Linked DNA regions of Mus musculus: regions 1 and 3 are each linked to region 2. The links are chromatin loops, found by intact Hi-C in ENCODE. Cell type or tissue: heart. All regions are shown on one strand. Links, peaks and the distances in the headings refer to the core of each region. The heading gives the core; the rest is flanking DNA. Region 1 has its middle 120 kb from the start of Gm14707. Region 2 has its middle 120 kb from the start of Gm23320. Region 3 overlaps Pls3 (plastin 3 (T-isoform)).

The links. Peaks named below come from ENCODE experiments on the same cell type or tissue, not always from the same donor. Only the 100,000 strongest peaks of a DNase experiment are listed, where the experiment ranks them.
Region 1: it touches region 2 in a loop (2.7-fold over the local background); 5 of 42 quality-filtered maps call a loop at or near these places.
Region 3: it touches region 2 in a loop (2.2-fold over the local background); 5 of 42 quality-filtered maps call a loop at or near these places.

What each region holds. Positions count from the first base shown.
Region 1 is chrX:76,116,863-76,127,180 of GRCm38, forward strand. No RefSeq gene overlaps it. Among named protein-coding and RNA genes, the nearest start is that of Gm14707, 120 kb to the right of the region's middle. In heart, for the core only: no CTCF peak of the experiment used is centred there; no DNase peak of the experiment used is centred there.
Region 2 is chrX:76,005,517-76,015,834 of GRCm38, forward strand. No RefSeq gene overlaps it. Among named protein-coding and RNA genes, the nearest start is that of Gm23320, 120 kb to the left of the region's middle. In heart, for the core only: no CTCF peak of the experiment used is centred there; a DNase peak (open chromatin) is centred at 5,315.
Region 3 is chrX:75,792,479-75,802,796 of GRCm38, forward strand. Pls3 (plastin 3 (T-isoform)) reads right to left here. Exons shown (of 16, transcript NM_001166453.1): 6 at 10,047-10,128; 7 at 9,098-9,263; 8 at 8,024-8,166; 9 at 6,917-7,012; 10 at 3,856-4,051; 11 at 2,829-2,907; 12 at 1,699-1,813; 13 at 1,111-1,244. Among named protein-coding and RNA genes, the nearest start is that of 4933407K13Rik, 33 kb to the left of the region's middle. In heart, for the core only: CTCF peaks have their summits at 4,293 (motif pointing right) and 6,221 (motif pointing left); no DNase peak of the experiment used is centred there.

The DNA of each region.
Region 1 (10,318 bases), core at 3,013-8,012, 110 kb after region 2:
AACAAAGCAACAAAACTTAAGTCCCAAGCACCCCAAAACATAGATCATTGTGATAGGAAACTGCTGGTGTAAAATTTATATTGTCCCAGAATTAAATGAACAGTTTCCTGTCTTTTAAAAATGAGATGCAGTTTTTATGGTTTGATGTATTATGAAAATAAATTTTGGGGTATGTTTTTGTTTTGCAGCTTCACACCCTAAACATATATCTACAGTGCTATGTATATCTCTCTTTACTTCTATACAGTATCCCAGTCTTACTTTCCTCCTAGGAAAGAATTTCTATTAATCCTTCCATATATAATCTTCTCAGCCTTCTTAATATTGACTTTTGAATATGTATTTCTTGCTTAGATTTTTCTTTATGTAGATGGGGGTCTCATTCCATAACCTAGGTCATGCCAGACCTTGTCATCCTCCTTACTCTGCTTCCTGTTTAGGCATTTATATATTCTGTATTCTATATTGTTATATGATATATGTTATATGATATATGTTATATGATATATGACATATGATATATGATATGTTATATCATGTATCATATATATTACATATCATATATCATATATTATATAATATATATTAACTATATATTATATTATATTGTATATTATATATTATATATTGTATATTGTATATTGTATATTATATATTATATATTGTATCATATATCATATACTGTATATCACATATCATATGTCACATATCATATATTATGTTATATTATATGTTATGTTATATGTTATATTATATATTAATTATATATCACATATCATATATCATATATTATACATATTATTTATACATAACTTAAAATATCATAAATATAATTTATAATATAATATATTATAAGCAATATAATATATAATATGTTACAAATAATATAATACATTGTATATTACATAGCTTATAATATATAACATAAATACAATATATATTTTGGTGTGTAACATATGCTGCAAAAACTAGCTTTAGGGTATCCCCAGTGGAAGTCTTTTTAGTGGGACAGTAGTTCCCCCATGATATCTTACCTACTTCTAGCAGGAACTCTCCAGCTACACTCAGCAGAGGGCTAATGAATGATTGAACCAGTGTCCATGTGTTTGGACACCTGTGTCAAGTTCCTATGTCTCATGGTGAAAAGACTGTTGTTTCTAGATTCTTTATTATCCATATTATCTCCGCCTCCCCATCCCCAGCAGTAGACACTAAAGTTCTCCTTGTTCTTTGTATTTGAGAATGATTGAAGACTCTGGAAACAGGGATTTGGTGTTGATGGACTACCCAGGACTGTGTTCAGTGTCTTTTTGAACACACCAAGTTTTTGTATTGTAAGTGGCTTTAAAACCCTTCTCAGTTTCCGAAGGAAAATTATTACGTTGATACAACAAACAAGGTTTCCTAACTCTTAGATACTTCATGATCCACTGAAATTTGTTTTGCTTTCTTATATTGGTAGGGGAGAGGGACTATGGTATTGATATACTTTTCTTTTATTAATATATATGGGAATCATAATTTCCAATGTCTTAGTGTTCAATATTGGGAGGGGCTTTCTAAGATGTGCAAGTCAAAGTATTCTGAAATAATGAATAAGTAATGCCTGTAGGGAATGATGGAGGGAATCTGGTACCACTTCCATGAATTGCATCTACTATTTTACCCTCTCCTGGACACAGCAGATAAACAGCATTTTTTTTTTTAATTAGGTATTTAGCTCATTTACATTTCCAATGCTATACCAAAAGTCCCCCTTACCCACCCACCCCCACTCCCCTACCCACCCACTCCCCCCCTTTGGCCCTGGCGTTCCCCTGTACCGGAGCACACAACGTCTGCGTGTCCAATGGGCCTCTCTTTCCAGTGATGGCCGACTAGGCCATCTTTTGATACATATGCAGCTAGAGTCAAGAGCTCAGGGGTACTGGTTAGTTCATAATGTTGTTCCACCTATAGGGTTGAAGATCCCTTTAGCTCCTTGGGTACTTTCTCTAGCTCCTCCATTGGGAGCCCTGTGATCCATCCATTAGCTGACTGTGAGCATCCACTTCTGTGTTTGCTAGGCCCCGGCATAGTCTCACAAGAGACAGCTACATCTGGGTCCTTTCAGTAAAATCTTGCTAGTGTATGCAATGGTGTCAGCATTTGGAAGCTGATTATGGGGTGGATCCCTGGATATGGCAGTCTCTACATGGTCCATCCTTTCATCTCAGCTCCATACTTTGTTTCTGTAACTCCTTCCATGGGTGTTTTGTTCCCACTTCTAAGGAGGGGCATAGTGTCCACACTTCAGTCTTCATTTTTCTTGAGTTTCATGTGTTTAGGAAATTGTATCTTATATCGTGGGTATCCTAGGTTTTGGGCTAGTATCCACTTATCAGTGAGTACATATTGTGTGAGTTCCTTTGTGATTGTGTTACCTCACTCAGGATGATGCTCTCCAGGTCCATCCATTTGGCTAGGAATTTCATAAATTCATTCTTTTTAATAGCTGAGTAGTACTCCATTGTGTAGATGTACCACATTTTCTGTATCCATTCCTCTGTTGAGGGGCATCTGGGTTCTTTCCAGTTTCTGGCTATTATAAATAAGGCTGCTATGAACATAGTGGAGCATGTGTCCTTCTTACCAGTTGGGGCTTCTTCTGGATATATGCCCAGGAGAGGTATTGCTGGATCCTCCGGTAGTACTATGTCCAATTTTCTGAGGAACCGCCAGACTGATTTCCAGAGTGGTTGTACAAGCCTGCAATCCTACCAACAATGGAGGAGTGTTCCTCTTTCTCCACATCCTCGCCAGCATCTGCTGTCACCTGAATTTTTGATCTTAGCCATTCTCACTGGTGTGAGGTGGAATCTCAGGGTTGTTTTGATTTGCATTTCCCTGATGATTAAGGATGTTGAACATTTTTTCAGGTGCTTCTCTGCCATTCGGTATTCCTCAGGTGAGAATTCTTTGTTCAGTTCTGAGCCCCATTTTTTAAGGGGGTTATTTGATTTTCTGAGGTCCACCTTCTTGAGTTCTTTATATATGATAAACAGCATTTTTAAAACATATTCTAGGCTCTCAGGACACTGTACTTGCCAGCATCCCGGTCTTAAATTTCTCAGTCTTAGAACTGTGACCAGTAATTTTATGGAGTTTTGTTTGTCTATCTATTTGTTTTTAAGATAGGATCTCAGTTAGCCCAGGCTGCCCTTGAAATGTTCTGTTGTTTAAATAAATATCAAGTTTGTTGTATTTTGTTTTAGCCACACAGAGAGGCTAAGAAAACAAAGATATTGCAGATGTAGAGTCAGGCACCAACTAAGGAAAAATAACAGCAGATAAAGGAGTACAGTCAGAGGTTCCCCAACAATCCTTTAACTTTGTCCAAAACAAAAAACAAAAAACCAGCCTTACCTATGAGAGGAACCCTGCTCAGCCTCAGGAAGTGAAGGCTGTCACTGGCAGCGTTGATCCAACTCTTTTGGTTGATTACTTTAACACTTGTATCTCTTAGTTCAGCCTCCTCTACTTACCACATATGTTTATTTTGTTGTTTGTTCACTGAAGTCCCAAATCATCTCATTCCCAAATTCACACTCCACCCTTTCACAATCAACATAAAGCAAACAAAATGACATGGCTGCTTTCAGTAGCTTGTTTTGAAAACTAGGGGCTTGAGGAGATTTCTCATATTTACTAAATCCCCTTCCCCTTAATGTTATCCATTTCCCAACCTGGCCAACCCCCATCCCATGAAAAGTTGCCTTCATCTCTGCTGCTTTTGCACCCTTCCTGCTGCTGCTCTTGCCCTGCACTGACCTCCCAGTCTTTATTCCCGCTGCTTTTCCAGGTAGCTCTACCTGCTTTCACGAAATGCAGTGTCTATGGTTTTCTCTATCTTTATTTTGCTCATCAGCTCAAAAGTCTTCCGTGATTGTCTATGTCTTTTCAGGTTTAATTTGTCTTGTCACGTGAAAGAAGGTGTCAGCTCATTTTGTGTGATTCTCTGTAGCAGATCTAGAGCCAGTAGGCAGAATTCTAGGGAGGTCAATTTCAGCTGATCAAAGGAAAAAAATCCCCTAAATAGTTTGAGCTCGGTGCACAAAGAAGTAGCTTGCTAGAGAACTGAGCTTCCTGCCCCTAGGGAGGTGCATAATCAGTAGCTGGCAACTACCTGTCAAGAATGTTGTAAAGACAATTCATACTTTCAGGATGTGGTGACCCACTGTTGACCTTAAAGACGATGATAGCTGCTTTTTTTTTTTTCTGAATGTTGAATGTTGGATGCATGCCAGGCTTGGAATTTTCATGTTACCTCATTTATCTTACATCAATTCTATGCTATGAAACCATGTGGCTCTCCATTTACAGCTGGCTCTGCTTTCATGATTAACTGCACAGTCTGGACTTACTGGACGAATTACTTCTAAACAAGATGCTTATCCTATTTTGATCTCAGTCTGCTCATCTTCATAGTGTGTCCAGGGGGTATAATAGTATTCGGTTCTATTTGGGATGTTATGCAGATTATGCTGTAAATTACCCTATACAATACAGAAAGCTCTTCTTAGCACACAGTACATTTTCAGTGGCCACTATTAGTTTTTTATTTTAGATTGTATGTTCTTTGCAGGAAGTAGTTATGTGACTTCTTATGTATTCCTTATTTCAGCTAGCTTAAATTGATCTTCCTTCAGTGAGAACTTATGGTGAGTGATACAATGAATACTTGTCAAAGTTTCTCCATGACGCTTAGCATCTTCTATTATCACTATCTGTCCATTCCTATTGATCTGATCGTGTCTTTCAGTCAATTCCAGACTAGCTTCACTCGACCTTTCCCTATGAAAACACTATGTTTATTGATCTGAGACAGCAGCTATCTGGTGATTTGAGGGCATAGAGCTATTTATGCTTCCTATTCACTAGCCCCAGTTGCTATGTGAATGGAAACCTCTTTGCTGACAACCTAGTTAAATTGTCATCCTCACTTGTATTGTTTTGATGTCCTTCATCCTTCATGTCTTCCTTACAGATTGAACCCCATATATTCCACACTCTGCTTGCAACTGTCCCTTCCAGAGCATTTCTTTAGTGCAGTTCATTGCTTTCTTTGTGAAAGTTACATGAAACTCTCTCTCCATACATCTATATGTGTGTATGTATGTGTGTATGTATGTATGTATGTATGTATGTATGTATGTATGTATGTATGTATGTATATACACATATATTTTATATTAAATATATGTCCCTTTGCCGCCATTCTTATTTTGGTTTACAGGCTTTATATAACAAGAGTGGGGAGGGGCCACTTTCCATGTTAGCCCATACAAATTAGTGGTTGTCTTAGAGAGGATGCTTCTGAAGCCAGGTGCCAGCACTTGGCTTAATGCTTCATGATGTGTAAGCCAGAAAATTATGAGTTCTTGGAATTGATTTCCTCCAAACAGCTGAGCTACAGCTTTTGTTCTATTGATGTTTGTTTTAATTCTTGAGTGTGTGTTGCTTCCAGACACCCCCCCCCCCCGGAAAACCAACTCATGTGTTATAAAGAAGGGTAATTATCTCCCAGAACCTAGCTTGATTATAAGGTTTGCCTGGTTTTATCCAATGGCATGACACTTGAACATAATATGCTAATTAAATATGTTTATATCAGGAAAGGCATATTTTATTGGGATTCAAAATTAGGCATTTGGTTTTTACATTCAATCCTATGAATATTGGCTGAATATTTACTCTAGGTCTTAGTCAAGTCCTTTTACAAATAAAAAGCATCATGAATGTGAAACATGGCTCCACAGTAATTCTTAATTTCTCTGGGGATCCAAGACAAAGGTCTCTGAAAGAGTCAGAGAGCACCTGAGGTGGCAGTGTATGTTCTACATTGACTATAAGTCAGTGCCTCCTGAAGAATGGTGGCGTGCAGGGATGCTCACTCTGCTGATGTACAGAGGAAACAGATTAGGGTCATTAAACTTCACTAAGGTATAATGTGTCAGGGCTGGTCTGAGCAAGTTGAGAAATCCATTTGCCTGTCTATCAGTACTGTTTACTTGCATGTAGCTCTTTTTAGCTCAACTCACCTCTCCGGTTCACACACACAGACGTATGCATATACACTGGAACATGAGTATGCATTTTCTCTCCTTTCTTTTAGACCTTATATGTTGATTGACTTAATTATTTATGAGTTCTGAGTATCCAGAGTGTTTACAGTTTTACTCTACTATTGGGCTATGCCTCTAGCCCATTTTCTCACATTTGAAATCAGGCTACAATTTTTCCTACACAATGTAATAGAGTTGGTAAATATCTCACTTTCCATCACCTGGAAGACAGGCACTATCAGGCTCTTAGGATTTCACAGTAGTGAGTTGGAATGATGTATCTGTTGGTATGGGGACACTGACTATTTGGGTATCTGAACTCCAAAAATCTCAATTTCTGGGTCCTATCTGCTCACTTTGGGCACATTGAGCAGCTGTACAATGTTGATCTGCCCTCTCAGTTCACCTTATGGGATGAGGCCGGGTTTCTGGGCGGGAGTTGTCAGATTGACTTGCCCTGAATTTGTTCCTGCAGCAAAGCAGATGTCTGATATTGCCTAGCAATTGAAGTGTTACTGAGGCCCCTGGCCAAATGCCATTCAGTTCTGGGTTGATGCCAAATGCTTCTGCAGACAATGAGTCTTAAGGGATGTAAGGAATTAACTATTAATGGAGATTGGAATGTGTCAGCCAGAACAGCTTGGACAAAGCTTTGAAGAATCACAAGGATCTGACTGGACTGAAAAGGAGAATGAAGCAGTTTGTGGATCTGCAGGAACCTGTCAAAGTGTTTGGTGATGTAACAATACATACCATGTCTTTGTTGATATTGAAATCAAGCCAGGGAAACTGAAGCTGAGTGTTTTCCATGGCTGCATATTAACTTATCACTAATAACGAGTATCCAGATAGATGTGACAGCATGTGCTATAAAGACGGAAAATTCAAGGATCTTTGCTTAAAACTGTGTCAAATTACTGTTCACACAGGTACATAGGCAGGAGGTTGAGGAGGTCCTACTGGCCCCACATTCAGTGACTGTGCTGTTTGGTAATTCACACACTAATTTGGAATATTTTTCCCCCAACTTGTCTGTCTCTCATAATAGCCACTTTACAGTTTTCCAAAAGTCACAGGAGAGGCGACCAGCATGACTACAAACATGCAGAAAGGAGTGTTGGTGACAATTCCTCTTGTCTGATACCTTTCTACATGAAAAACCATCAGTAACTGTGTTTGTTATTAACACAATGGTGCTTGCTCTTATTATCCATAGAAGTTCCTGTCAATTTGTTCAATAGTGGATTTCAGTCTTGTAACAAATCATAATAATTTTTGAGACTTGTAACAAATCTTAATAATGAAGAACTTTTGTCAGACTGGTAAAAAAATTAAAGACAAAGTCAGCCCTAAGCATGGTCACAGCAACTGGTTTCTCATTTAGTACTTGGGCCCCTTCAGGAAAAAGGGACACTCAAGAAGCACAATCTCTAAAAGTTTGTCATATTGTAAGATATCACATCTAAACAATGGTATCTTTACTAATTTAAAGGCATTCAAAAGATTCAATTTCCAGTCTCTGTATTGGTATTTAACTCCTTTTTATCTGTCTCAGTTTACTTGCCTGTAAATGATGTGTGCCTTTTTAATAATCCTTCCATCTCTGCACTTCTTAGAATCCTTTTTTCTACCATTCTTTGTTGAGTTGATGTCATAATGTATATCAGAGGTAATAATCAACTGACTTAATAATCCATTACTATATAAAATAATTGCACCTCCTCGAATTTATTTTTGTCTGTAACGGCAATCTCGTAACACCTGAAGATGTGCTTCTGAATTCTGGCATTTTTAAGGACCACATTCCCCGATTTAACTTCAAGAAGCAGCTTGGATTACAGCCTGGTTGCCTAGAAATCCCAGACAGGCTAGAAAAGCTACCAGTTTCTCCTTGTGAATCTTTGATAATACTTTTAATATCAATGACAAGCACTCATTCCCATTCTCTTTAATCAAAATCCCCCCCCCCTTATATTTTCCTGACTGGCTCATGTAGACCTGGGTATCCTTGATTCAAGTGACATTCAGCAATTCTTACTTTCTTCCAATACAAAGGAGAAAGAAACACAAGAAAGAGATGAATAGCTTTTGTTCTGATTCCTCAGATCTTACCCAAGACTATAAAGAGGCAGGTACTTCTTGGGATTTTAGTTGTACATTTGATGGTACCATTATACTTTGAGGCTTGAAGCATTTTAAGTGAGCAATGCAGCCAGGCAGTGGTGGTGCATGTCTTTAATCCCAGCACTTGGGAGGCAGGGGCATGTGAGGAGCAGGTATGCAGGCAGTCCCAAGATGGTGCCCAGGACTGCAGCCAAGTCTTATGACTTGCACCTGACTTCCTCATACACCTGAAAATAAGCCACAGCCATCGTGAGAACTGTGCAGGTGCACCATGATGCAAGATCGGACCATATAACGAGTGATGATTCTGGCCAATGGATTGCTGTTACGTGGACTGGGCTGATGGGGCGTGGTTGAGAGGATATATAAGGGATTGCGATTGGGGGTGGGTTGTTGTTGTTTTCCCTGGAGAGATTGATTTCTGGAGAGAGATTCATGCATGATGTTGAAAGGTTCCTGAATAAACTGCTTTGAGAAGAACGTAGTGTTGTCGTACTTTTCTGCTGGTCGGAATAGGAAGAGACAGAGGCAGGCAGATTTCTGAGTTAGAGGCCAGCCTGGTCTACAGAATGAGTTCCAGGACAGCCAGGGCTACACAGAGAAACTCTGTCTCAAAAAAACCAACCAACCAAACCCAACTTAAATGAGCAATGCTTCTATTAATACAGTTTGCATTCATTGCCTGAAACTGAGGTAATGAAGTGTGGAGTTCATTTGTGAATGTTTTGAATGGCCACGTCTCCTTGAAATTATTTTTGTTGGGAACTCAAGTGAGCATTCTTTTAAAATAGTCACAATGTTGTAGTTGGCAAACCTCTGGAACAGTATCTTGGGAGAGAAATAACATGCAGTTGGGAAGGAATACTGAAATCTCTGGGTCTGCAACCTGAATTATCTGTTTCACCAACTACTGTTTTCCTGTTTAAAACCTTATGCAGATGCAAAGACTAGATCTTAGAATTTTTAATTATGGAAAGCATATATTAATGTTCAAAATCAAGGTGACATTACTTTTGCATGACATCTTTTATATGTCTGTATCTTATTATCTGTTTGTTCAAAATGTATCTCCTTATTTTTGTCCTAAGATAAAGCTGACTATTTTTAAAGGAAAGATTTTTTTCTCCAAGATCATGTGTTTTATGGTTCTTGTCTCAGGCCTCAAGTCTATTTAAAGAAACCTGCCTCCAAGCCCAGAAAATTCCAATCTGACTCCTGATCAACTTGGAATGTTTAAATTATGGATCGCAGTGGTTAGACTTGTGCTTCATCTTCTAGTGGCAAATGCACCGTCTGAGGTTAATCTCTACTAATGACTGAAACCTTTTGGTGACAGGGAGTGCTGGAATGAGCTTTGCATCTGATAGATGTTGGCTATCATCAGAAAGGCAAGTTCTCTAAATAGACTTCAATCCTAAAGAGTGCAGTCTTTCAAATGCCTTACACAGTTTCCTCCCTCTTTCAAATGCCACGAGTTCCTTGAAAACATCACTTTCTCTTAACCTCTGAAAAACATGCCTTCCTAGGATCCCGGGAGTGGGGGGGGGGGGGGGGGAGGCGGGTAATTGCCTGGGTCAGGTTAAGACAACCTCAAGGTCAAATGGTGCTGTGGGTTTTTCTAATCCTTCAGAGCCCTAGGAAAAGACAGAGGCTACCTCTACTCAGTGGGAAGTAGCACAGAAAACAACACAGTGTAGTTTCATTGAGAAGTTAAATCGAATGAGGTTTGTACTTTTTACATTTTATTTGCCTCAACCTGGTGTAGCCAAACCTAAGTGGATGTGATGTCCCCCACAATTCTTGTGTGTCATAGAACACAAGACTGCTGTTTTTTTAAATTATTCTTTTTGTGCCATAACTATATTTTCTTCTTCTGTTCTCTCCCTCCAAGCCCTCCTATATACCCGATATTGATCTCTTTCGAATCTATGGCCTCCTTTTCATTGGTTGTTGTGATGTACGTATATGTATTCCTAAATACATAGATACAACCTGCTTGGTCTGTATAGTGTTACTTGTATGTATGTTTTTAGGGCTTGACATTTGATATCAGATAAATTGCTGTGCTCTTCCTTGGGGAAGACAATGCC
Region 2 (10,318 bases), core at 2,443-7,442:
AAATCCAGAATACCCAAGATACAACTTCCAAAACACAAGAAAACCAAGAAGGAAGACCAACTTGTGGATACTTCATTCCTCCCCAGAATAGGCAATAAAATATCCACGGAAGGATTTGCAGAGACAAAGTTTAAAGGTAAAATGAAAGGATGGACCATCCAGAGACTGCCCCACCCAGGGATCCATCCCATAATCAGCCACCAAACAGAGACACTATTGCATATGTCAGCAAGATTTTGCTGAAAGGATCCTGATATTGCTGTCTCCAGTAAGGCTTTGCCAGTGCCTGGCAAATACAGAAGTGGATGCTCACAGACATCTATAGGATGTAACACAGGGCCCCCAATGGAGGAGCTAGAGCAAGTCCCCAAGAGCTGAAGGGTCAGCAACCCTATAGGTGGAACAACAATATGAACCAGCCAGTACTCCTAGAACTTGTGTCTCTATGTAGCAGAAGATGACCTATTTGGCCATCATTAGGAAGAGAGGACCCTTGGTCTAGCAAACTTTATATGCCCCAGTACAGGGGAAAGCCAGGGCCAAGAAGTGGGACTGAGTGGGTAAGGGAGCAGGCCGGGGGCGGGGGGAGGGTATAGGGGACTTTTTGGATAGCATTTGAAATGTAAATGAAGAAAATATCCAATAAAAAAAGACTCATTCAACCTCACACACCTTGGATATTTTACATGTTGATAATTGGATCATGCCTTTTTTTTGGATCATGCCTTTATTGTTCTTTTGTATGCTACAGAATTAAATCTATGATGATTTTTTTGTATTCAAATATCTTATTGAAAGTCTTACACTTGTTCAATTAATATTCACAAAAAGAGATTCATTAACATAAAAGAAATAAATGCAATGTATATCTTAACAACAACAACAAAAATAATCCTGAATCTTGATGGTGAGTTGACAGACCCTTCTATGAACACCTCTAAATCTTTTCATTGGACACAAATGAAAGTTATAGTCTAGGAACTTTGCAGTTGCAGCTTTTGTTTTGGTTCAGGATTTCATTTTTCATTTCCCACTCTTGGGTGATATGGACCAAGGCCTGTCACTTGTGGTAGCCATTATGTAATATGTTCAATCTTTTCAGGGTTCTTTGTAGGCATACTTTTTCCAACCTACTTTAATAAGAGTTCAACATCTCCTCTAGCCTACCACCAACCAGAGGTAGTGGAAAAGAAAAGTCACTAGGACACGGGGGAAGTGGAACTGTTTAGAAATAGTTCATATATATATATATATGTATGTATGTAGAGAGAGAGAGAGAGAGAGAGAGAGAGAGAGAGAGAGAGAGAGCTAGCTAGCTCTTCAGCAACCCAATGGCAGAAGCAGATCTAAAACTGAGTAAGATCTTTCTGAAATGCAGGAGAGCATGTCATTGTATGTTGCTTTGTTGCTAAAACTCTCCTAATTTAGCATTTAGAATTGATTTTCCTCACTGCGCAGACTGTAAACTTTATCAGGTCTCATTTAGATTCTGTTTTTCAAGGAGATAAGTTGATTCCTTTGTCTCATTTATAGGAGAATATATTTTAAACCTTTCAACATATTGGGAACAATGGGGAGAATGTTTGATTTTTGTTGTCATAGGCATAATAAAACTGAATAACCAAGACTAACATTAGTTTGAACTTTACCTTGGAACATATCCATGAAGAACAAAGTAACCCAGATTAATCATTTCCCTTTTTTCCCTTGTAGCTTATATCAAAGACACTTAGACATCAGTAAGTTACAGTTTGTGAGTGACTTGTCATAGCCTGCATCCATCTTGATGCCTTTGCATTATTTAGAATGGCTATTTCCCCCACCCCTTTGCACTACTCAATCTGCTTTTCCCGTTACTTCAGCTATTCGTTTACTTTGTTGAGATGTTTTTATCTTTCAAACCACATTACTTGGGAGGATAAGCTGCAGGCTGAATCAGACTGATTGTCAGTTCTGATTTGGAAGGAAAGTTCTTGAAATCAAACAGTGCTGAGCTTGATTGCTCTGTGTCCCAAGAGATCTCATTGGTACATTTCTGAAAGTTTTAAAAACTTCACAAAGAATGTAGGTCAGTTAATGTGTTCAGCCATATTATTTCAGATTAAACTTCCCATGAGATTGGTAGACCTCCCCTAAAGTTTGCTGTGGCTATATTTTCATTTATTTAAGTAAGATAAAGAAGTAAAGGCATCTAACTACAGATAAACTTCCACATGCCTTTGTTATGATACAAATTTTACAGTCATGATGTTAGCAAAATTTTCAGTGCAGTATGCCACATAGTTGAATTCTGTTATTTTGGAAAATGAATAAACTCCATTAAGGTACCCAATGAAGGTTTTCTCACCCTCTGTGGTCAAAATTTTACCTAAGCAATGTACAGGTTATATTACTATGATTGTCTTTAAAAATGAAAATATCCCACAGACAGGTAAAATGATCACAGGTAGCAAGTGGATTGTTGGGCTTTTAAAGCAAGAATTTGCTATCCTTTTCCATAGTCTAGATGGTATATACTTCAGTCTTTGTGCATCATATTGTCTTTACTATGTCTCTTCTATTCTGCTACTATGGTATAAAGTACCTATAGTAGTATATAAATGAATGGATATGAAAGAATTCCAGTTAAATTTAATTTACTAAACCACTGTCAACCTGATGGGTTACTTCTGACTATTATACTTTTTAAATTCCTCTTATCATTATGTTCAAGGGTGCATGTGTATGTGTGGGGGATAGAGGTATACTTCAAGTGCCTCCCTCAATGGCTCCCTACCTTACTTGTTGAGATAGGGTTCCCACTAAACATGGAGTTTATTGAGTTATTCAAGATGCCAGGCCAACCAGCCCCAAGGACCTGACTGTGTCCCCAGCTCCTGTAACTGATGCCCTGGAGTTAGATCCTTATACAACTGCACTCAGTTATTACCTGCTTGCTAGTGATTTAAACCCAGGTCCTCATGCTTGTGTAACAGACACCTTACTGACTAAGGCATCTGCCCAGCCCTCAGAGCGGTTTCTGTTTTAAAATGATTTATTTTAATTATATGCATGCACATGGGTCTGTAAGTAGGTATGTGGATGTGAATAACATTGCCTGTGGAGGTCAGAAGCACCACACACATTGATCTGGGTTAAACCACTCGACATGGATACTGGGAATCCAACTGTGATCCTCTGTAAGAGCACTATGTACCCTTAACCTCCAAATCTACTCTGCAGCCCCAAGAAGAGCTTTTTCTTTTTTAAAAAATATCTATCTATTTGCATTTTATGTGTGGAAGTGATTTCCTGTATGTATATATGCACTTGATGCATGCCTGGTGCCTGCAGAAGTCAGAAGAGGGCTTTGGATCTCTTGTGAGCTATTATATGGATGCTGAAGACTGAACTTGGGTCTTTTGCCAAAGTAGCACATGTTCTTAGCCACAGAGCCATCTCTCCAGCCTAAGGAGATGATTCTCAATAGAATAACTTTGCATAGCCAAAACCTACCATGAAATTCCTGGAGAACTGAGAGGATGTCATGAAATACAGTGGCTTCGTGATCATTTTGCTATCCATCCCATTATCTTGTACTAAAAGTCACTTCATCTGTCTTTTTGTTTTGTTTTGTTTTGTTTGAGCTGTTTTTCCCTTGTTTAGGCAAACTTGTCAATAGTTCAGATATTCATAAATGCCATTTCTATAGTTCCCCTTGCCATAGCAAGATTTGGGGACTTGGGGTTTTATTTAATTAACATAAAGCAACAGTGATGCTGAAAAGATCTTTATGGGAACTGACTGAGAAAGGATATGTAGTGTTTATTGGGATGTTGATCACTTCACTTTTTAATTTGCACTTGACCAAGTATTGCTTTATGTCATTTTACCTTGTGGAAGGAATTTTAGAGTTCATCAAAGTTATTTTATATCCTCAGAAGACATGTGCTTGTTTATTGCTGTTTACCTGTGTAACCATGTATAACTAGTCTGCTTTCCTACTGAGGTGGAGCAGGCAAATGTCCTTCAATAAGTATTTTCACATAGGTTTGTTTCATTTGATAGAGTTCAATTATTTTTACAGACAAAGCAGAGAGAAGATAAAGTTACTTGCCCAAGGTCACCTAACCAGTTGAATGCAGATGGATTCAACAACAGGTCTGCTGGCTCTCACAGGCTGTTCTTTCCCCCACTACAGCACAAAGTCTACAGGAAGCTGCTCTCAGTTCTTGGCAGGCTTTCTCTTTGTTTTTTGTTTTTGTTTTTTAAATCCATGCTCTTTAGAAGGAAATCACAAGAGAGAACTGAGTAGCCGAGTCTTTGATTCTCTCATATTTTGGAAATGCACGTTTTCAAAAGAAGATATGATTCTTTTATTTAAACAACCAGAGTTCTAGGACCAGGGTATTTCCAAATAAGGGTAACGTCCAGAAACAATTTGCTTTCTTGGCAGTCTCCACACATTCTTTGTGAATGTAACTACATTTCCCATATTCCTTCTTCAGCAAGGACTCTGATGGTAATAGAAAGTTTTGAAAAGGTTTGGCTTAGTGATATTCTTTGCAGATTCAAAGTAACTAGACTTCCTGGAGCTGGCTGATAGGTTCAAATTCTGAAGTTAATTTGAATTAGAGTACAATTTTATATAGGCCAGATCATGGGTATAAATTGAGGTTAAACAGGAATGGTAAAATAATATGATACAGGGGATAGGTGAGAGGCAGAGGAGAATCTGTTAAAGTATACCTCTTTAAAAACTCTGCTGTTATTTCTGACACCTTGTATTCTGATTTTATTTTCAAATCACGAGATTAAAAGTATTAAAATACAGATCTTCAAGTATGTGACTTTACATAAATATGGGATCCTAATGATTTTACCTCATTCTTTTTCAAAGAAAAGCACTGAGAATATCATAGAAAATTGTGGCAGGACAAAATGTGAGGATAAGTGAGCTCTTACTTCAAAGTGTTGGAATATCTATGATGTGTAGACTTTAAACGCTGCTGTGCAAAACTGTAGCTTTTCCCTATAACATCTATATTTAAGGTTTTGAGTCTGAATACTGAGATTCTTTGAGAGAGGACTGGGGAAAATACAGTAATCTGACTTAGCCTCTCCTGGTTAAGGTTGACAACATTATATCTTTTGGCTCTTAGCAGCTGAGACGTTGGAGGACAATGGGTGAGGAACAATAAGAAGGTGACAGACTCAGAGTTGTTATTCACAGTCTAAATGGATTACTGCTGAGATGCCCATTTTTGGTCCACATGTGACCTTCAGATCAGCAGTCCATGGCTCCTTTCCCACTACTGCTGTGACTTAGGAAACTGCTACCAGAACTACAGTTCTGTCTGGACAAGACCACCTCGCAGCAGTAGCTTCCTAGGCTTTTGTTGCTGCCCTGATGTAACAATGGCAGGAAAGGAAGTATGGGGTTTTGAATCTCTTTGCCATCTGTTGCCCACTTGCTTGTGTATACTTATGAATCCCAGTACTTAGGAGGCTGAAGGGATGGTGGTGAGTTTTAGGCTTTCCAAAGTTATATATAGCAAGACCCTGTCACAAACAAAAGAAAATAAAACATAAGCTGGCACACAAAACCAAACCAACGAACCAAACAAACAAACAAACAAAAAAACACCACCACTGCCACGCACACTCCAGTGAAGTCTGCTTGACAGGCTGAGAAGCCTGGGAGCACTCACGAGGCAAAGAGTTTTACGGAAACTCACCTCCTGGAGTTTTGGCATTCTCATTAACCCGTATACTCATACCCTATCCCTGAATTAGTCTTGTGTATGGATCCACATGCTCTCTTTTAGTATTATCTTATTATAAGTGTCTTTTAAGATTGAATTCTGACACAGCCAGAGCCTTCACCAGTGTTCCAAGGTTCCAGAAGCCTTCGTGCTCAGAATCCGGTAGGAATGCAGTAAGGAAGTTACCCATTCAATAACTAATTAAGCATTACAAGAGCCAAAGCAGCTCAAAGCTGGTCTGCAGAGTGTTTACCATGAAAGAGCCAGGGAATCCTACTGAGATAGAAATCTTCAGTACAGGCTACATTGCATACTAGAAGCAAGTTGGTGAATTCTTCTGACAAATGGAGATTCTCCACAGATACTTAAAAGTTACTAGAAATTATCAGGGCCCAAGAAATAGGGGGGTTGTGGTATTGCAGTATTCATGAAAAGGTCTGCTAAAAGTAGAACCCCTGGTGATGGGCTTAACAATAGACTAGCTTTACACCTGGCTCCCTTCTTAGTGGCATCAGCCTGGTCCCCACCTTCTTTTGATGTATGCGTTCCTTTTATATTGTCACTGTTACTTGGTGGATTGTATCTCATCTGGTTTCTTGCTATTCTGCTGTATAAAAAGTTTGATGCTCAACCTGACAAAACACATTCAGATTCTACACAACCTCCTGTGTGCGTCTGTCTGTCATTCCTGCCAACTCCTTGCCCATCTGCACCCAGAGACAGGTTCCACGCAGATGAAAGAATCTAGTGGGGAAACCCCCACTCATATCCCGAGTCGGGGTACAACCAAAGAATCACAAGAGACCGTCTTGATGCAAACACATGAGGTAGTTTAATGACGGAGCTCCGGTACAACATGTATCTCACACAGGAGATAGTGGTTGTCGACCACGAGGCTCGAAAGCTAGGGGTTTTCAAAGAAAAGGGTCTGGGGCTGGGGGAGGAATTGGCGTGGTTTCACATGATTGGTTCATTTAAACATCAGCAGAATGATTACACATCAGAAAAAAAGTACGTGCAGGTCAGGGCGTCAGGAATTCTGAGGGCCAGGTGCTTATCTAAGTCAGCAGAGCATCTGGTTAACATTTAACCCAGGTCAGAAGGGTGGGAGATAGGGAGAAGCCGGGCCAGTCTGGACATTCTTGTATGTCTTTTCTATCTTTATGGCTAGTTGGTTCCTGGGATGATTTTGCAGCCTTTGTTCTTTGCTCTAGGCCCAAAAAGCCCTCCTAACTAGCAAGCTGCATGAGTCATGGACCTTGAATTTTAATTTTCTTTCACAGACAAGGGACCCAGAGGGTCTGCGGCACACCACCACCAAAAAACAAAAACAAAAACAAAAACCCAACAAACAAAAACCAGATCCCCCCTGAAAACCCTAACCAACCAAAACAAAACAAAACCCTCCAAAAACCAGTATCTTCTTAACTAGCCTTTGCCTTCCATCAATTTCAGTGTTCCTCCTTAGAGCCTGCATAACACATGCCTATGATCTCAGAGCTCATGAAGTAAGCAGGAGGAATGAAATCTAGAGGCCAAACTGGGCTATAAAGCAAGAATGCCTTAAGGAAATGAGGGCAATTGGGGGATGGATGGGAGGCTTTTCCCTGGGAAAGAGCACTTCTCCCACACAGCATTTCCTGGGTGCCCATGCCCTTTCCTCTTTCCATATTGGCATGGCAATTCGATGTATTATATAGTCAAGAATGTACACACATACAGAGAGACACACACACACACAATTAAAGAAAAAGATGCCATGAATTTGAATGAGAGCAATGTGGGTGCATCAGAATAATTGAAAGGAGGAAAAGAGATGGGAAAAAAGATAGGTAATTGTAATTTCCTAAAAATTAAAATAAAGCAAATATTTTCCATTTCTAATGATTTTCTTTCTATGTTAGTTTAGACTTCTTACATTCACGAACTTACACATTCATTCTAGGGTTTTCTTTGTTTTGATAATCTGTTCACTGATTCACTATTGATTTCTTCTCACAATTAGTACAGATCCAGCTACCCACTAAGAAGAAGAGGTGATGGATACTGTATAGAACAAAATGAGGAAAACTTCAATGTCTTAGCTATTCATCTTGACTAGAATATCCAGTATGTTGCTTTTCTGTTAAAATTTCTCAGTACTTAATAAATTTTGTATGGAGTATGGAAATAACATGATAAGATGATATTCTGATACATCAGTATAATCTAATGAAAAAAAGGAAATCTCCAAGTTAGATATGTGATCACATAGCTGAAGAAAAGTCTGCCATCCTTAGAGTTTCTACTTTTCTCATCCTAGATGGCTCCACACTCATGGCTGTTTATCAACCACTCTTGTGGCTTGTCTCATACTGGTGTTCCCATTGCCTGCTCCTTTCAGAACTGCAGTTCAAGGTAGCCATAACCTCCCCAGAGTTAGTCATGTGCTTGACATCTGAAATTCAGCTAAAGACAATGTTCTTAAGAAGATACTGGGTGCTAAAAATGATGTGTAAAGATAGAGAAAGTTGCATTTATGGTGATTATAATGTTTTTGAAAATACATGTTTCTTTTTTTTTTCCAGATGCCTCGTGTATGGCAAGATTGATGTATGTTGATTAAAGCCTGTAATAATGTAGAAACGTAGTAATGAACATGTCTTAGCATCTAAAACATTTTTGTGTTTAGTTTGTTAAGACAGGGTTTCATATTGACCAGGCTGGCTCTGAAATTGCTATGTAGCCATGTGTGGACTTGACCTTCTGATTCTCCTGGCACTGCCTCCTGAGTGCTGGGATAATGGGCATGCACCCATTCATTAATTTTTATGTAGTGTTAAGAACTGAACCTGGATTCTTGTCTATTTGAGGCCAAGACTCTTCCAACTGAGCTTCATCTCTCAGTCCATAGACTTCATTTTTAAAAAAATTAATTACATATATTTGATAATGTATTCTCCCTACTCCCTGAGATGTACTCTTGATATATTGCTCAGGCTGACCTTGAACCTCTGAGCTTACAAAATCCTGGATCAGCCTCCACAGGAGCTGGGACCATAACCATGTCCCATGTGCCTGAATGTGAAAATGTTGATAATTTAAAATATGTGTTTAGAATATATTAATTTGATGGAGAAACACACAATACTCAGTATCTTTAGTATTTGAAGGCTAAAAGTTAAATTAGCAATGAAACCTTATTCACTTATTGTCAATGAGTATAGTTCCTTGCGTTTTGTTGGCCTCCAACAATATAAATATTTCATAGCTACTTCATAACTGTAACTTTGCTACTGTTATGAATCATAATGTAAATATCTGATATGCATATGTATACTCTTAAGGTGTCAATACCCCGTTGTGAATGACTAGAATAATATTTTATATGCTGATGGAAATGTTTTGAAATTTTAGTGAAATTCATGTTTGCATTTTGGAAGAACTAATTTGGGAAAAATGTCTAAGAAAGTAATATTAGTTAAAATAAAAAGTTTGTTCTTTGGACATCAAAACTCTAATTGTAGAAATATGTTTTTAAGAATACAGATTCAAAAATATACATTTACTCATATATCTTCTGTTATGTATTTAAATAAATGAAAAATTCAAAGCAACCTAAAGTATCAACAATGAAATGCTCAAATAAATGATGATATATACATACGAAGACTTAATATATAGCCATTGAAAATACTGCTTTTACAAAACATTTAATGGCATGGTGCTCATTATAAAATATCAAATGAAGTAGGATTAAAATGCATATAACAGACAATCAGGACTTATATATTTTTATATAATATAATCATGAATTCAATACTTCATTCAAATAGGACTATATTTTCTTAATATTACCATGGATAGAAATGGAATAACTGTAGCTTAAACAATGTCTCTATAGTATAGTGGTTCTCAACTTGTTGGTCTTGACCCCATTAGGGTCATATATCAGATACCTTGCATATCAAATTGTTATGTTATGATTCATAACAATAGCACTATTACAGTTATGAAGTAGCCACGAAATAATTTTATTGGTGGAGGCCATAACATCCCAAGGACCTGTATTAAAGGGCCAAAGCACTAAGAAGGTTGGGAAGCATTGCTACAGAATCATCTGTATCTGAGATCCTTTCCACATGGTCATTTTTAACTCCTGTTTTTTGTCCCTATGCTCCTCACCTCGTGATCCCAAGGTGATTGCTTTAAACACACCCTCACCAGCACACTCTAGAATAGAAAGAAAAAGGAAATCAAATGGAAGACCTGATTCTGCCCATGTAGACAAAGCAATGTGAATAGGAGTCTCTAAGTTTCCTCTATGTCTCATTAATTTATAATTTTGTTCCTTGCTTAATCCAAGTTTTAAGACTGCCAAGAGGCATACATCTTTAGCTGGGGGGCATTGTGATATTGGACAGAATTTATTTATTAAAGAAGAAAGGAAAACGAACATTAAATGTCTAATAGTATCTTTTACTCCATTAGGGGCTCAGAGTTAAACACCGGCTGCTGATCCTTTATTCTTTTGCCCAGATGAAAGACCAGGTAACATAATTACTAGAATTCTGCCAGTGTTTCTACTACAATAA
Region 3 (10,318 bases), core at 2,237-7,236, 210 kb before region 2:
AGAAAGGACCCATGGTGCCACACTCCTAGTTTTGACAATTGATATGACTGGGTGCCAGACTCAGTTTTTATTATGGAATGTGGCTTCTAATAGGTTCCCATGCGCCACATGCAAGATTCCACACTGTACATATGGGAGGCATTATATAACCCAGTAAGTTATAACAAAAGGAATTAAAGTCGGAAGGAGAAGTGGGGGAATCCAGCAGGGTTGGAGGGGCTGGAAGTGGGACTGGAAGTTATTAGAGCTGACTGTATGAAATTCTCAAAGAATTATTAAAAATAGATCAAGTAAAGGAATCTTCAATTTCTTAAAGAATTATAAAAATTGTAATTATTTATATGTACTAGAACACATGTATGTCATGGTACCCCTATGGAAATCAGGGAACAACTTGCAGGACATGGTTTTGTTCCTTCACCACATGAGTTCCTGGAACAGAACTCAGGTCATCAAGCCAGGCACAGGAGCTCTAACCCTGCTGGCCCTGATGGTCATATCCAAATGGAGACATAGAGATGTTCAGACTTCTGATAATTTAATGTTCTTGGTTTGTTCCTTTGAGGCAAGGTTGAACTTTATAGTTCAGGATGTCCTAGAATTCACTATGTAGCCCAAGCTGGCCTCAAACTAGCCAATTCCCCTCCTCAGACTCCTCGGTGCTGAGATTTCAAGTATGAGCCACAATTCTGGGCTTCTGACAACATTTCTTTATTCATTTCGGGGCTCTGAGGATAGCCTCCATGCATGCTAAGTATATCCTAGACGACTGGGCTGGAGCTGCAAACCCTCTGACAGTTTTAGTCAGGGAACTCCATGAGAACATCTGTTAAGGTTATTCAGTGACATTGCATCAGGTTTAAGTCTATACCTCAGACTTTTGTGCCAAGACTGGCAACAGCTACAGTTCTACCTAACTCACAAGGAGGTATCTCCCAGTGAAGCTCCAACATACACTCATAGCAAAGTCATTTTAGAGTCTAAGTACAATGAGCTCTGAAGTATATTCATTGAACTAAATGATTAATTTAAGCAGTGAAAATATACTAAGGGTGAATTCCTATATGCATATTACTCTGACGCTTCCATAGCCAATACTGTGCACGATACCTTCTCATCAGCTGCCAGACTACAGCCAAGGTCAAGGTAGGGTTGCCATCGTTCAGGTCTTGTCCTCCAATGCCAACCAAGGAGAATTTAGCTGGATTCTTCCCTAATTCAACTGCATAGTTGCAGTTTTCTAACTGCAAATGGACAAAAGCAAAGTAACGGTTAAATATTGTCATTTGTTCAATCTCTATTCTCTCTCCCCACCCCGTGTATGTGTGTGTGTGTGTGTGTGTGTGTGTGTGTGTGTGTTGTATAATGGTAAGTATCTTCTCAATGCCAAGATCTAGTTCTTTCCTCCAGAAGCAGCTTAGGGTCTAGAGGTTTTTCATCTATCTATCTATTTATCTATCATTTTTATTTTTATTTCATTTGCATTTGTGTTTTGCCTGCATGTATGTTCTTGTGAAGGGTTCAGATCCCCTGGAACTACAGTTACAGACAGTTGTGTGCTGCCATGTGGTGCTGGGAATTGAACTCAGGTGTCCTGGAAGAGCAGCCAGTGCCCTTAAACACTGAGCCATCTCTCTATTCCGGGTCTAGAGGTGTTAAAGTAAAAGAAAGAAATGAAGAAGGTTCAAGGTTCTCTACCTTCTTCATGTTGGCCCCCAGCTTTGGGTATGGAGGCTTGTTAACTTTACTCCAGTCCACAGGAACTTTAATCCTCTCATACAGCTGTAGGATCACCAGAGCATCCTGCAGGTCACTAACAATGGGAAACAGAACTCCATCAGTGATCATGAGCAGGGACACAAATCACCCAAGATCTATAAAGTCACAGTTCCTACGACTCATATGTTTGTGCTGAAAATAGAGCCAAGACCATTCAGCTCACTTAATAGTATGTGAGCACAGCTGGGCAAGGTGGCACACACCTTTAGTCCCAGGCTTGGGAGGGGGTGGCAGGGTGACCTTTGTGAGTGAGTTCAGAGTGGTCTATACAGCCAGTTCCAGGACAGTCAGGGCTACACAGTGAGTTCCTGACCTGTCTTAAAAAAAAAAAAAAAAGAAGGGGCAGCAGTAGTGGCATAGGCCTTTAATCCCAGCACTTTGGAAGCAGAGTCAAGCAGATCTCTGTGAGTTTGAAGCCATCCTGGTCAACAAAGTAAGTTCCAGGACAGCCAGAACTACACAGAGAAACTGTCTCGACGAAGACAACAATGATAATTGTAAGGATGCACACTTATTGTAAGCAAAAAGTGTTATAAAGGTTGGAAACACAAGATGAAAACCCCAAACCTTACTTGAGAGTCAAATAGATGTATAATAAACAACGATGTATCTAAACAAGTAATATGATTTTGACATATATGTAAATGCGATTAATAGAGTTCACAGGTAGTGAATGGTAGATGGTAAGAAAATAGTGAAGGTAAGGAATATTAGGATACAAACCATTGTATGTCAGCAAAGAACAGTCTGGCCAAGAAGCCAAAGGCTGAAGGAATCATGAACACTTTGTTATGAGTATTCCAGGACTATTTAAGAAACTTAAAGTACCTACTCCCTCAAGACACATTTCTATCACTTAGAGCCAATAGTCAGACAAAGAAAGAATTTGGGCTTTTGTGTATTTGGAAAATGATGATGGAAATCACGAATACTTCATAATAAGAATATCTGCTACAAATGAACATGTGGAAAGATTTTAGAGTTGCCATTATTGATGCTACATCTCCTCATGCTATTCACAACTTCCTAAGAGCAGTAGGGCAGCTTACGCATAGAGATGGTTGACGTGGGGATTAACACCAAGAGAGTTCATCCAGTTGCGGAAGGTTCTTTCTTCCCGAGTTTCCCCTATGAAAACATCCACAAAGTGCATTCATTGATTAAATGTCTTGTCCATATAGCACCAGGGCATGTATTGATTTACTTTATATGCTTTATTCTGAGTTGATAATCACCACATGTTAGTATGTCACTCTGACTACGGATAAATGAAATATGATTACAAAAGTTTATAAGTTAAATTCTGCATGTATGTATACCTTTCTGTGATCTGGTCAGACATGGTGGCTCATATCTATAATCTCAGCCCTCATTTGGCTGAGGACAGAGGGCCACCACTACAGGGTAAGCATCCACTACAGGGTAAGACCCTGTCTCACAACGACCTCCAAGGCTCTGGGGAATGTAGCTCAGTTTACTGAGTCCTTGCCTAGAGTGCAGGAAGTTCTGGCTTCATTCCCTAGCACCCTCAAACCCACAAATGATGCCTGTTATCCCAGCACTTAGAGATAGGAGCATCAGAAACTTAGGGTCATTCTTTACTACGTACTAAGTCTGAGGTCGACTGGAGACACATTAAATGCTTGTCCCAAAATAGACGACTACCTTAAAAACAACCTCAAAGAAACAGAACAAGAGATTCTTTGCTCAAAATAAATAAGGTGGTTTAAAACAAAACAAAACAAAAAAGAAAAAAGGAAGATATGGCACTAAACATTGAAGCAAGCCATTTGTTTACTAAGTGTTTCTCCTGATAGGTGAGTCTGGATTTTTTCTTTTCTTTTGTAGTGGTGGCTGTTCTAGGTAAGAGCTCTGGCACTGAGCCACATTCCTCAACTAGATTGTTTTATTTGCATATTTTGCTTCCATCACCACCTCCACCCAGCTGTTTCCAGTTCTCACTCGGCATGGCATCTAAATGGACAAAGCAACTCACTGGCTTGGAATGACGTCATTGTGGCCTCTGGGGTTTTATGGTACAGACTGTACATTAGAATTAGAGGACCTTTGACTTACCTTCTAGAAGAGTCCAGTCAATATCCTGGTTTTCAGGTTTAGTTAGTGCTGGATATTTATTGAAGAGGTTAGCTACAAAGGCCAAGTTCAGTTTGGGGTTTCCGCTGACAACATCAGCTGGAGTAACGAACTGTCTGCAACCTAATTTATCTGCTTGTTGAAGCATACTTTCGGCTCTCTTTAAATCATCAGTTTCCTGTTGAAGTAAAAGAAGACATATTTTAAAGGCCATCCATATATATGTATATATATGTGCATATATACATATACACATACACACATACATACATACATATATATGTGTGTATACACACACACACACACACATCGCCTACAATCCAATCATAGGTTGGGTAAATGATAGTACTTTCTAGCACATGATACTTATAAAATTGGTTTTGAATGCAAAACCATGAGGGATATGTAGTACCTATAAGTTCCCCAAGATGGCGCCAGAGTACATCTAAGAACTGAATAAAGTATTCCATTGAGTTTACCTCTCTTGGGAAAATGAAGAAGGAAAAAAAAATGCCGTTTCCCAACTTTTCATCCACATTCCTTTTAAGAGTTAACTTTAAATATGGACAGTTTCAGAAAAATATTTTATTTTCAAAAAAGCGTGTTTTTTTAAAAAATTGGATATTTTCTTTATTTACATTTCAAATGTATCCCCTTTCCTGATTTCCCTTATGAAAAACACCCTCCCCCTATCCCCTCCCCCCTCCCCCTGCTCACCAACCCACCCACTCCTGCTTCCTGGCCTTGACATTTCCCCCACACTGGGGCATACAGCTTTCATAGGACCAAGGGCCTCTCCTCCCATTGATGTCTGACTAGGCCATCCTCTGCCACATATGCAGCTGGAGCCATGAGTCCCGCCATGTGTACTCTTTGGTGGTTTAGTCCCTGGGAGCTCTGGGGGTACTGGTTGGTTCATATTGATGTTCCTCCTATGGGGCTGCAAACCCCTTCAGCTCCTTAGGCCCTTTCTCTAGCTCCTTCATTGGGGATCCTGTGCTCAGTCTAATGGATGACTGTGAGCATCCACTTCTGTATTTTCCAGGCACTGGCAGAGCCTCTCAAGAGACAGATATATCAGGCTCCTCTCAGCAAACACTTGTTGTCATCCACAACAGTGTCTGGGTTTGGTGGTTGTATATGGGATGGGTCCCCAATTGGGGCAGTCGCTGGATGGTCATTTCTTTAGTCTCTGCTCCATACTTTGTAACTCCTTCCATGGGTGTTTTGCTCCCCCCTTTTAAGATGGATAGAAGTATCCACACTTTGGTCTTCTTTCTTCTTGAGTTTCATGTGTTTTCTGAATTGTATCTTGGGTATTCTGAGCTTCTGGGCTAATATCCACTTATCAGTGAGTGCATACCATGTGTGTTCTTTTGTGATTTGGTTAGCTCACTCAGGATATTTTATTTTCAAAAAAGCTTTTCTTTTCTTCTTCTTTTTTGAATATCTCTCATACACACATGCCTGAACAGAAGAGGGCATTTGGATCTCCTGGATCTGGAGTTACTGCTTGTGAGTTTGGGAACAGCACTTTGGTCTCAGCTAAAGCAGCAAGAATTTTTTTAACAGCTGTGCCATCTCACCAGACCCTTTATTTTTTACTTAAAGAACATATCTGAAAAAACTTGCAATCATAGGCTTGGAGTTAAAAAGGATGTTTGGGCTGGGTGGTTGTGGCATATGTCTTTAATCTCAGCACACAGGAGGCAGAGGCAGGTGGAGGCAGGTAGATATCTATGAGTTTAAGGCCAATTTGGTCTACAGATTGAGTTTCAGGACAGCCAGGGCTATGCAGAGAAACTGTCTCAATAACTGTAAAGTGGGAGGGGTGTTTGGACAAGTTTAAGACAGCTATATGAAGGTGAAAAGAGGTTTTGGAGGGCAGACTGACAGAGGTGGGTAATATTTTGTAGGAATTTAAATGTTAAGCTGATGGACCAAATTCTAAAGCCAGTAGGGGAATCCTGGCTGGATTGTGGGGGACGACTCAAAGGGACACAGTAGAAAAACATCAAACAGGGAGGACCTGGTAGTGGGATGGTTCATCTTGACCATCAATTCAGCTTGATTTCTTTTCTTTACTTTACTTTTCTTTTCTTTTCTTTCTTTTTTTTTAAGGAAGAAAGACCTGGTTCACAGGTCCAGAGGGCTAGAGGCAGTCATGCCTGGGAAGGGTGACGTGAGGCATGGAGGGCTTGAGAGCAGGATCAGGAAACTGGCTGCTCATATTGATTCTGCACTGAGGAAACAGCCAACAAAGCAAGTGGGGCCAGACTCAAGGCCCACCTCTAGTGATGGATTTCCTCCAGCATGGCTTCATCATCTAAAGATTCCACCACCTCCCTGAACAGCGCCACCTGCTGGGAAGCGAGTGTTTAAACACATGATCCTGTGGGGGACACATCACAGTCAAACCACAAGAGGAGGGGCCTCTGAAATGGGGAGGGGATCCAGTGGGAGTAGGGGTGAGAGGACTGTGCTCTAGCATATCAGCTTGATTTCGAATGAACTTGGAGACATACCTCTGACTGTGTCTGTAATTATATTTTGAGAGAGAACAAACTATCCCAGGTAGTTCTCTTAATGCATGGGCTGGCCCTTTACCAGTACCATGGGGAACAAGCCAGGAGTAATGCTTATTTCCCCATAGTCTTTGAATGTTTATGTCATTCATAAAATACAGTACCATCAAAATTATGGAACTCACAAGTTCTCAAAATAAATCAGTATACTTTCTCTCCTGTGAGTCACGTGTACCACGTCCTCTAAAGCAATCTGAAAAGTGTCAACACCACTACATGAAGTTCCACAGAAATTTTGATAGAATTTAAGCAAAATTATTTGGGTGTGGCAGCACATATCTTTAGACCCAATACAGCGAAAGCAGAGGCAGGTGGATGCCTACGAGTTAACCACAAGCCTGCTTTACATAGCAGGTTAGAGCCCTATGTAACAAGAGTTTGTCTCAACAATCCAAAGGGGGGTGGGGGGGAACATGCAATGGTAAAAGACTAGAATCTGAAAAAGCACCTATACTTACATTGAAACCTGACATGTTAATATCTATCCGTGGCTCCCCTTCTTTCTGTCCCTTCGGTGCGATTTGATTGAGCAGATGGAAATAGGCTTTGGAATCCTACAAAAGAATTGAACATAATAGTGTGATCACACTGCCAAAGAGTAGCTGCATCTTATTGTCCCTTGGTGATGAGGACATTGGGAGCAGCTTTTGTGATAATATAAGGCATTCTTCTCTGTCTTCTTATTTGAGAGATCTTTCTTTTTGTCTTTGCACGTGATTGTTAGGACTTGACAATTTATCGATGCCATCAACCCAATAAAGCTATTAAGTATTTCTGTACCTTCACTGAATTACTGAAGTCAATAAGCTTGACAGATAAACAAGCATGAAATAGAAGAGCAGAAATCCAGGAAGCATAGGGAAAGAGAAAATGAACACATTATGGCATTACAAAGCATGATGAGTAGCAACCTATGGAAACAACATCTACTATGTTAATTGTATGTTAAATCAAAAGTTGAAATACAGAAAAGCTTAAACGAGAAACACATATGGTTGGCAAGAGAGCATTTAACCTTTTAAAATCAGAATATACTTAAGGAAATTAGCTCATCTCTCTCCCCTTCTCCCACAGTGATGGGGATTGAGGTGAAGGCTTCCCATGATCAACTAATGCAAGGATTCTTTGCTTTTCAAAAATATTCAAAACAGGCTTCATAATAAACGGTTTCCACTGACTAGGTACTTTGGCATAGGCCTGTATATAGGTTTTAGGCAGAGGCAGAAACACTGCAGTTTTGAAGCCAGCCTGGCTGACAGAGTGAGCTGTAGGCCAACCTGGCCTACAGAGTCCAATCACATCTGAAAAAAATCACAATGGCTTCCATTTGCACTATGCTTGACTTGAATGGAGAAAACTCTGGATTTAATCCTGAACACCCCACAAAATGTGAGTATGGCAAGTCACATCTTTAATTACTGAGCAGATTTGAGCAAGACCTTATCTCAGAACATGAAAGACAACAGGGCCTGGTGATATCCTATCATTTTTGTCTCTGTTACAATGGGATAAAATCCCTGAAGCCATCGTATCTACCTGAACGCTATGGTTTTTTGCACAGTTACCTTGATGTCAGCGCTGAAGTTGTTGATCTTTTGCCAGCCTGAGTTTTCCAGATGGAAGTTGGCCCATCTCAGCAGAAGCTCTTCTGGAGACAATTTCATAAGCTCCTCCAGTGTCTCACCATCTCGAAGCAAAGCTGCCAGTGCTTGTAGATAGAAACGCCTCAGTCAGTGTGTCATGTGACAGTGGCCAGGCCGAGCACTTGAGTGGCCCCCCGCCCTTTTACTTTGAAACAAACCCATGCCTCAACCTCCCAAGTGCTGGGATTACAGGCATGCAGCATCAGTCTTTCGAAACTTTGTTTGGTAATCGAGACCTAGTTTCCAGGTCCCCAAACGCTGGGCTAAAGACATGTCTCAGTTAGTAAAGGGCTTGCTGTGAAACCACAAGGACCCAGGTTCGATTGGCAGCACCCATGTGAAAGAAAAGCCAAGTGTGGTAGCACAAGTCTGTACTCTTTAGAGCTGTACAAGTGGAAGCTGGGGTGGGGTGGGATGGGGTGGAGTGTGTGCCAGGCTCTGGGAGTTTGCTGTGCAGCAATCTAGCCAAATTGGCAAGTTCTAGATTTAGAGATAGACCTTGACTCAAAGTAAGCCTGGGGATGGAGGGAAGCGCTTGGTAAATTATTTGCTGTTTAAGTATGAAGACCAGTGCTTAGATCACAGTACTTGTATAAACCTGGGTGCAGTGGTGCTCATCTGTAATCCAAGTGTTGGGGAGGTGGACACAGAAGGATCCCTGGGGCTCGTTGGCCAGCTTGGATAGCTGGATTAATAAGTCGGAGGTTCATGTACACACACACACACACACACACTTCTAAGGTAGAGAGAGACTGAGGAAGGCACCCAATATCAACGTCTCTGTGTTTTTATGTCTTTATACTAAAATCCAATGTGAACTGTCATGTTAGCTACAGATAAAGAACAGAGGCGTATGGCTTGATTTCCTGAATAGCTCTGGATTCATTCTAGTTACCATCAGCTCAACTCGGTTAAGTGCGAGCCTGGCAATTTCCATGAAGAGAAAGTAAAAATGAACAATATCCATCTTTCAAAAGAACAACTGTGCCCCATTACCTTCATTCCTGCTTAATTCAATGTCAGCAAACAGGCCAATCTTAATAATCTGCCAAAGCAGTCCCAAAACCAGGTGAGGTTTCCCGGCCCGCAGATCTTCGGCACCAATGTTCACAACGTGACACCCAATGGCAGAAGCAGAGTTCAGGGCCAAGTTCAAGTTTTCCTGCAAGACAGCCAAATTATGCACTTCTTGACCTTTTCCTTTTTCCACACCCAGTCCACTTCAGCCTTCACTGAAAAATACCAGTAAGCTGAGAAATTAATACGAGGTATTAATTTCATCCACCCACATTTACAGAAAACAAATTGCAGAGTTCAGCGTTAAGTAGCAAAGTGGCAGCAATTCTCAGTCTCACTTGTATTCTTTTTTTTTTTCCACAATTCGACAGGAAGTGGACCTTTTCTTTTTATCTGGTTGCTTTTGAATTATGTCAATTCTAAAGTAAAAAAAGTCAAGTAACCAAAGGAAATATATCCATGTGAATGGATTTTTCTAAAATTGCCTGAATTGGAATCCAGCAGCGTATGGCATACATCCAGGCTTTAGAAATAACCAATCTGTACATCTCAAGGACACTGCTGCGTGATGGGATTTTGCTGTACTATACTTACTCATTCAGTGGAAAACAAACACACTCCATCCTTTAAGCACACCAGCTAAGAAAGCGCTTAAATCCTTTTGATCACTTTGGTCATATCTTAACTCAATAGGCAATGAAAGGCACACAGGGCTTTGAGTTCAATATGGAACAACACCTCAGTGCCAGTGTGAACTTCTCCAACAAGACCCACAACCGCAAGCCTTTCTGAGTCCCAGCTCATGGTCTAAAACATCAATGGACATTCTACACTCAGAGCTGCTCTGAGGATTAGAGGCCAGCAGACAGTCTATAGCCTCTGTTTCAAATCACAGTTCATGGAAGAGAGAGCAGAGAACACCGCGCACCTGAATGATGAAGGGTGTAAGCTTCTTCTTATTGATTGCTCTCTCGTCAATTGTATCAGGAACTGAAAGGTTGATCATTTTGCTGAAACAAACAAACAAATGTTGGTTTACTTTTAAAGAGTCCTTCAAGTTTGGAGATGTAGCTCAGTTTGTAGAGTGCTTACCTAGCCTGCATGAGGTCATGGGTTCAGTCCCCAGCATCACTTAATTAGGACATAGAGGAATCTATAGTCTCAGCACTAGAGCATGTTGGCAAAAGAATCATGAGTTTG